3 separate regions of the Homo sapiens genome follow, and regions 2 and 3 are each linked to region 1. Evidence: chromatin contacts called from ENCODE Hi-C or POLR2A ChIA-PET data. All regions are on one chromosome and are shown on one strand. Each heading gives the region's core, a stretch centred on a gene start or an enhancer-like site at or near the end of the contact. The rest is flanking DNA. Distances are from core to core; before and after follow the strand shown.

Region 1 (2,610 bases), core at 57-2,556:
CCGGAGCGGGAGCCGGGCAGAGGAGTCAAGGAGCTGGGCTCTGCCTCTCCACCTAGTGACTCCTGCCCTGGCTGCCTCTTTAGACCACAGTGAGTTTAAAGGAGGTTGAAGGTGCTTTTTCACCTGCCTGACTTGGAACTCCATGAGGGGGGATGTCATGACCAGCATAAATTAGGGGGAACCTAATGACGTCTGCCCCTTGTTCTTTTAAGCTTCAATAGAAACACTCAGTCCAAGATCTGGGAAGACCCTTGTGCCCATTTTTAAAAGATTTCAACTCTGGCCATTAGGAGAAGTGGAGAGATCAGGTGACAATGAGTTCCCAGTTCAATGCTGGATTTACTGCTGGCATCCAACGTGCTCCACTGAGCAAGCACCAGCTCCTCATGCTGCACCACTGTGCAAGCGAGCCTCACCCTCTGCGGGGGCGGGGTGGGGGGGCAGCATTCCGCTCCGGCCTCCGCAGCTTCGCACGTGCCGCTGTCTCCGGTGGAACACCTTTTCCCTCCCCCATCTGACTGTGTTTCACTTTTTCCTCAAGACTCTGAAAGGTTTCCTGACTCCCTCAACGTGGGCGAGGAGCTCTTTTCCCCTACTCCCGTCCCGCTGCCTGTCCCTACTCCCGTTGTAGTTCTGATCACACTGATGTCCTGCGTGTCTACCATTCTAAGCCGTGGGCTTCTCAAGGCAGGGCCTGGATTTTGTCTTAAACAGTTCAGGGTCCCCGGGCCCTTGGGCACCAGGGGGACATCTCATGGTGCAATAATAAGAAACACTCACACTTTACAGAGGGAAGGTTCTATCGCTTTCCCTAGATCGTGGCCAGCCACGGTGTCAGGTGGCTGCCCACCTGCAGCAGAGCTTCCTGGTGCTGCGGGAGGGGGCAGGCCAGGCCTGGTGGGGCCAGTGAAGGGGGTCATCCCCTTCCCACCTGGCATGAAACGCCTGTGTTGTGCTGCGTCCTGAGACCCCTGGGGAAATGCACCATTCATTCATTCATTCATTCATTCACTAAAGGTCACTGGCTCCTGCCTGGGATCTGGGACCCAGCCCCTGAGCACACCCCCGCCCCCACTGTCATGGTCCCGCTGTTTGTCTTCTCCCTTCCGACCTCCCGTGGCCCCAGCGCGGCCAGCTCACAGTAGGTGCTCGGGCAGCGTTTCTTCAGGGACCTAGACGGCCTGGAGAGGAAGGGCCCCAGCCCAGCCGCCCGGGCCTCTCACCTGGCTCTCGGGGCGCCCGGCTCGCACTTCCTCCCGCCGCCCCGCCCCTTCCACATTCCTGCCCCGCCGGGCCTGCCCCGCGCAGTCTGGGTCTCTGCGCCGCAGCCGCCCGCCCGCCCGCTCAGCGCCCGGCCCCGGGATGACGGCGGCCCAGGCCGCGGGTGAGGAGGCGCCACCAGGCGTGCGGTCCGTCAAGGTGGTCCTGGTGGGCGACGGCGGCTGCGGGAAGACGTCGCTGCTGATGGTCTTCGCCGATGGGGCCTTCCCCGAGGTGAGTGCCCCGCGCCTCCGCCTCGCCCGGTTCCGCTCGCGCGCCCGGGTGTACAGGTCCGTGCCGGAGCGGCCCAGGCTGTGCGCCTAACCCGGCCTCCGAGGGGTGTCCCAGCGGGGCCTGGGGTCCAGGGCAGAGTTCTTCCGCCCCAGCCATTGGGAATGAAGGCCTCAGTGATGTTATCTGTAAAGCCGGAGGAATGGCATCCACCGGGGAGAGGTGTCACAAGGACTGAGTGAGGCGACCTGGGTGCACACAAGATCCTAAGACAGCACTTGGCCACACAATTCCGCTGAGGGCCTGAGAGCTTGGAAGCCAGACTGCCGAGGTTCAAATTATGGCTTTGCCTCTTATAGCTGTGTGCCCTTGGGTAAGTCCCCTAACCCTGCTGTGCCTGTGTCCCTCACTACATCACAGGTGAGTGACAGTGCCCACCACACAGGGTCACTGTGACAGAGAGTTAATAGACCTCAAGCACTCAGCCCCGGCCTGTGCACAGGAAGGACTCACGGAGAGTTGGCACATGTCGCTCCTGGGAAACATTGTCTCCCTTCCAGCTCTTGCCGCTGGAAAGCACATGCCATGGGCTCTGCCTTGGAGGGTGGGAGCACGCCAGCTGTAGCCTCAGCTGCTGGGCCCGCGTCTCTGCTCTCCTCTGAGCCCCGTGCCCTTTTGTAACCTGCTTAGCTTCTCTGAGCCTCAGTTTCCTCACAACAACCCCATGGGGTAGAGGGACTGTAGGGCAGTGGTGAAGTGGAGCCCAGGGGAGGCTGACAGGCAGCTCCCGTGCGGTAGCTGGCATGTCCTTGGCGCTGTAGGCATGCCCACCGTTAATCCTTCCTGACATGCTCACTGACTGCCCAGGCAGACTCCACGGGCACCAGGCGGCCCCTGCTCTGCCGCCTCTCAGCCCTGTTGTCCTGGGAGTCCATGGAGTTGCTTCCAGCATCTCTTCTTTTTTTTTATTTTTATTTTTTTTGAGAAGAGTCTCACTCTGTCACCCAGGCTGGAGTGATATTGGCACAATCTCAGCTCACTGCAACCTCCGCCTCCTGGGTTCAAGCGATTCTCTTGCCTCAGCCTCCTAAGTAGCTGGGATTACAGGCGCCCACCACC
Region 2 (2,610 bases), core at 57-2,556, 170 kb before region 1:
GACCTGAACTACATCTCCCAGGATGCCTCTTGCAACCAGAAGGAGCACAGAATCCTGCTGTCAGGCCATCATCCCCCAAGTTTTGTTCCAGACAACAACGTGGCCCCAGTGCTCAGCAGCCTTTCTGGGGACCAGGGCAGGGCGCCACCTAAGAGCTGCTGCAGCTGAGGCCCCACATCGCTTCGTCCTACATATTCCTGTCCTCACAGAGCGTCTCCTGCAGCCTCAGAGGGCAGCAGTGGGCAAGAGGCCGCAGAGGAAGGGAAAGACCAGGCCCTGCTTCAGGGGCGGGTGGCCAGCAAGTTGGTTCTGAAAGCCCAGCAGAGCACCTGGGTCCCTCAGCAAATCCTCAGAGGTGTGCTGGAGAGCAGCAGAGGGCAGAGAAGAAAGAAGTGTGGTTCAGAAACAGGCCCCAGGAACCTCCGAACCAACAAAGCTCCACACACCTACTTCCTATGGGCCCAGCTGCCCCCAGCACCAGCACCCGCACCAGGCTGTGCCCCTAGCCCCAGCTGGGCTCCACAGCTGCCAGTGAAAGCAGGTCAGAACCAGAAAGAAAGAGCTCTTGGCAGAGCACTCGGGGCTGCGGCGGTGGCAGCTCTGACGGATGGGGCCGCTCTCCCCAGGCGGCTCTGCTCTAAACATGTCCGACGGGCCCCAGGGCTGGCAGCCAAGAGGGACAGATGAAAGAACGACTCCACCTGGCTCTCAGGGCTGCCACGGCTGATATCAAAGCACCCAAGAGAGGACAGACTGAGGCTGAGATTTCTGGGCAGGGGGGGCAGAAGGGAGGACGCTGGAAACAATGCAGGTGACAGACACAGAAGACAGGAGAGAGACAATACCAAAGACGGAAACAGACACAGCACGGGTGCTCGCCGAGGCTCAGCTGTCCGGGCTCTGGGCCCCCAGGAGCGCCGGCTGCTCCAAGTGGCACTGCGGCGACGAACAGCAGTGAACAGTGCCAGCAGGGCTCCTCATCGCCCTGGCAACCCTCTATTCAAAGGAGCAGCCGAGGGGGAAAGGGTGGCACCGAGGCGACTGGCGCCATGGTCTCGGGACTTGTGGACTGGGGGACAAAGGGGGTCTCAGAGAAAGCAGAGTGAGGGGTCCCGAGGGCCTGCAGTGAGGTGGCTGCTCCATCCCAGCCTCACTGGAAAGCAGTGAGAATTTCAGGGCCAACACTGCCCCCTGGCGCACGAGGAGCCAGCTTCCTGCCGACCCTGCAGCACGGGGTGTGGGCAGGGCTCACATGGGAAGGTCACTTGTCCCCATTCCTCCACATCCTATAGGAGTAGGCTCAGGAATGCCTTCCCTATATTCCCCGGGCAGCCACCTCCCTCAGCTCTGTCCTTGTCTGTGCCCCACCCATCGTCCTGCTCAGGGGGCTCTCCATGAGGTCTCCGTGGCGTCTGTGTCCTCAGCAAAGAGCATTTAATGTTATAAAGATTTGTTGACCCGTCTTGTCTCCTTTAATAGACACTGTTAGGGCCCTGGGCACAGGATCCCTGGTCTCTTTTGTCCCCACATCTCCCTGGCACTCTGTACAGTGCGTAAGACCAGAACTAAATAAATGTCTGAGGGAATGAATCAGTGAAGAAATACTTCAGGTCACAATGAGGTTGCAGAGTGGCATGAGGCTGTTAAGATTCACCGTGAGGCGTGGTGGCTCATGCTTGTAATCTCAGCACTTTAAGAGGCCGAGGCAGGGGTATCACTTGAGTCTAGGAGTTTGAGATCAGCTTGGGCAACATATTGAGATCCTGTCTCTGCCAAAAAATTAAAAAAAAAACTTTTTAAAATTAGCTGGGTGTGGCCTGGCACGTGGCTCACACTTGTAATCCCAGCACTTTGGGAGGCTGAAGCGGGTGGATCACCTAAGGTTGGGAGTTCAAGACCAGCCTGACCAACATGCAGAAACCCCATCTCTACTAAAAATACAAAATTAGCCGGGCATGGTGGCACACGCCTGTAATCCCAGCTACTTGGGAGGCTGAGGCAGGAAAATCGCTTGAACGTGGGAGGCAGAGGTTGCGGTGGGCTGAGATCGTGCTATTGCACTCCAGCCTGGGCAACAAGAGCAAAACTCCATCTCAAAAAAAAAAAAAAAAAATTAGCTGGGCATGGTGGTGCCCATAGATAGTCTCAGCTGCTTGGAAGCCTGAGGCAGAAGGATTGCTTGAACCTAGAAGGTTGAAGCTGCAGTGAGCCATGATGGTCCCAGTGCACTCCAGCCTGGGCAACAGAGCAAGACTCTGTCTCAAAAAATAATTAATCAATTAGTTAAAAAAAAAGATTTACCTAGAAATATTATGGAGCATTCAGATAAAGATTAGTAAGGCTTGGCCCCTCCTGGGAACAGCACACACACACTAGTGGGACACACAAATGTCCCATACATATTGATTAGAGCCCAAAGTGATGTTGACAGGACAGAGAGAGGGTCTGAAGGACAAGGTCAGCAAAAAGCACCTCCCAGACTAATGCAGAGCGTGCCTGTGCCCCCCACACCCATATGTTGAAACCTTGATCTTGGACTTCCAGCCTCCATAACTGTGAGAAATAAATGTCTGTTGTTTAAAAGCCACCCAGCCTGTGGTATTTTGTCAC
Region 3 (2,610 bases), core at 76-2,575, 140 kb before region 1:
CTAGCAGGCTTTCAGGTCTTTGCCAGAAAGCCCCATTAAAAATAAAAACAAAAACCTAAGCCATAAGTCCTGGAGAAGAGGTACAGAGATGCTGTATCACTCAAGAGGAATGCCTGGGTTTAGAAAATGGGCATCAGGTCAAAGGCACATCAGTGACCCAAACTTCTGCAAATGGCTTGATAATAGCAGTTACAGCCTTGAAATGTAGGTTACCATGGTGCCTAGCACAAAACGGTTGTTGAATGAATAAATGAATGAACGGACTCAGAACAAGGCTGGCTCATTCTGGTAATCAAACACAGAGAGAAGGCTGTGTAAGTGATGAGGGAGGACCCAGAGTATACCACGCCTCTTGCTGTGGCACAGAGGAGGGGAGGAGGGGAAAGACGAGAGAGATGGTGTTCTCAGACTTCACAGGCCAACACGATGAATCCAGCTGGCTCAGAAGACACCCTGCAGAAAGGTGCCAGGCTACTCATTGGAGGGAACTTCCCTGTAACTGGTATTTACCCAGCACCCCGTCACCCTCCTATGGGCAACAGAAATTTCTGTCTTCTTTTTCCTGCCACAAGCCCCTGCCTAACAGCTGAAACTGTTAGGAAAACCTGAAACTTAAATTCACCTTTGGAAAGAAGCCCCATATCTCGGATGATAAAGCTGGGACAAGCGGAGGGGGACAGGAAAATGGATATGGACCTAACACTGGAGAAAGTGGCAGCCCCGGGAAGGCCTGTCCCCTGGGGACCTGTTTGGAGCATCAGAGAGGACAGAGAGCCAACCCTATAAGCAACAGCTTCCCAGCAATCCCAAGAATCGTAGAGCCATTTCTTTGTCTTCGCCGCACCCTCCTCCAAGCAGCCTCCCCGCCTTGACTCCTTCCTTCTGTGGGGTATCAGAACTCCAACCTCCTCAGGGAACAGAGCTGGGCCTGGATGCAAATGTAACATGTTCAGGACATGGAAATACAGGCATGAGGCTGGGCGTGGTGGCTCACGCCTGTAATCCCAACACTTTGGGAGGCCGAGGCAGGTGGATCACCTGAGGTTTGAGACCAGACTGACCAACAAGGTGAAACCCCGTCTCTATTAAAAATACAAAAATTAGCCAGGCATGGTGGTAGGTGCCTGTAGTCCCAGCCACTCAGGAGGCTGAGACAGGAGAATTGCTTAAACCCAGGAGGCAGAGGTTGCAGTGAGCCGAGATCTCCAGGCTGGGTGGCGGAGCGAGACTCCGTCTCAAAAAAAAAAAAAAAGAACAGAAATACAGGCATGAGGCAAGGGCAACGTGGCTGAGGACGAAATGCCTTACTTGGCCCTTGGCTCAACGGCCACCTGACTGCATCCATTTATGTGCCAGTTCCCTTGGAGTCGTGAGGAAGACAAACCACTTTCACTAGGGCAACACGGAGCGTGGAAACGACCCCGCTAAAAACCCAGCTGCTTGCTAAAAACACTTCTCCTTTACATTTCTTCAAACTCTTGGGTAGGATTATCTTTCTTTTCCCGATAGCCTTAAAGAACCAGTATTTCAGGGAGGAAATAAAAGGAAAAAGAGAACAGAGGCCAAGGATAATTTTGTAAAACAGATGAAAACCAAGATGTCTAAGCAAAGAACCCTGCTTCCTCCCAGACCCCAGGCATTGCGTCAGATGCTACTGGGGTAGGAAAAATAAAAGGAAGCCAAAGACTCTGCAAAGGACACAAGCACAGAAATGACAAAGCAAAAACCTGGAGCCATTCAGGGAAATAAAAGCACAAACACACGGCCCTCTGGGGGTGGTGGCTTTGTTCTGGTGCAGGGGAAGGCAGGGGCATGGGCGGTGGGGTGGGAGACAGGAGCCTAGATCTGAGCTCTGCCACTCCCGAGCTGGATGGCCCTGGACAAGCAGTTCACCCCTTGGAGCCTCAGTTTCTTCAAGGTAACGCCTTTTACCTCCAGAGCTGTTGCAGTAAGTAGAGATAATACATGAAGAGGCCCCAGGACAGCAGAACAAACTTAGTTGCCATGATTATTCTACTGTTGTATTCTTTTATATAAATTTAGTTCTAGATGAGGAAAAACCAAACAGCAGATCCAAAACCACCCAAGAGTTCTAATCTCGTTTTCCCCACACTTTGGAACTGTCCCTGAGATCTGACTGTCAAGGATCTACAAAGAGAAAGCTGCCCACTGTGACATCACTCGCAAGGAGTTCTCTCCCTCACCCCATCTTCCTCATGACAATTCCCCTGTGCTTGTGAATGAGGGTAGGGGTCCCTTTGTCCCCATAAAGCCCAACCAGCACCTACAATCCCAGAATAGATTTACTGACGAAGTAAAGGGGTTTCAGAGAGTCTTAAGTCAGAGAGGAGAGTGTGGGGCTGGAAATCTAAACAGAATAACGACAAGAAAGATGAGGAGACAGCTACAGACAGTTGAACTTTCACTCAATAAATAACTGCACCATTCTAAGATTAAAACAGTCTTTCAGTCATCAGCATTGGCTGGAAAAAGCAATGAGCCTAGACCGGGCACAGTGGCTGAGACCTGTAATCCCAACACTTTGGGAGGCTGGGGCGGGCGAATCACTTGAGGTCAGCAGTTCGGGACCAGCTTGGCCAACATGGTGAA

Evidence for each region. A loop is a pair of places that touch in the nucleus more often than their neighbours do. ChIA-PET counts read pairs that join two places held with the same protein, here RNA polymerase II (POLR2A). Pooled maps may share reads with other maps.
Region 2: a loop to region 1 is called in a map of PC-3, with 2.6 times the contacts of the local background. The contact joins the enhancer-like site here to the promoter of RHOD in region 1. A Hi-C loop is called at or near these places in 2 of 168 maps with a recorded cell type or tissue (PC-3 and mammary epithelial cell), 10 of 37 single-sample maps with no recorded cell type and 5 of 50 pooled maps. POLR2A ChIA-PET finds 5 or more read pairs at or near these places in 5 of 52 experiments (A549, H1, MCF 10A and 2 more).
Region 3: a loop to region 1 is called in a pooled map, with 2.2 times the contacts of the local background. The contact joins the enhancer-like site here to the promoter of RHOD in region 1. A Hi-C loop is called at or near these places in 1 of 50 pooled maps. POLR2A ChIA-PET finds 5 or more read pairs at or near these places in 3 of 52 experiments (H1, PC-9 and activated naive CD8-positive, alpha-beta T cell).

The regions. Positions count from the first base shown.
Region 1 is chr11:67,055,541-67,058,150 of GRCh38, forward strand. RHOD (ras homolog family member D) reads left to right here and starts at 1,307. Exons shown (of 5, transcript NM_014578.4): 1 at 1,307-1,494. The coding sequence starts at 1,363. RefSeq lists silencers at 1,206-1,365, 1,376-1,445.
Region 2 is chr11:66,882,150-66,884,759 of GRCh38, forward strand. All of the region lies in intron 3 of PC (pyruvate carboxylase), which reads right to left. Among named protein-coding and RNA genes, the nearest start is that of LRFN4, 26 kb to the left of the region's middle. RefSeq lists enhancers at 1-564, 565-1,302. Within about 2 kb of position 1,307, at least 12 of the 41 ENCODE cell types and tissues checked have a DNase peak (open chromatin) inside an H3K27ac peak, as active enhancers do; they include PC-3 and Panc1, where a contact is called at or near this core.
Region 3 is chr11:66,919,789-66,922,398 of GRCh38, forward strand. All of the region lies in intron 3 of PC (pyruvate carboxylase), which reads right to left. It also overlaps the pseudogene RNU7-23P. Among named protein-coding and RNA genes, the nearest start is that of MIR3163, 13 kb to the right of the region's middle. RefSeq lists enhancers at 161-260, 1,361-2,301. Within about 2 kb of position 1,326, at least 3 of the 41 ENCODE cell types and tissues checked have a DNase peak (open chromatin) inside an H3K27ac peak, as active enhancers do.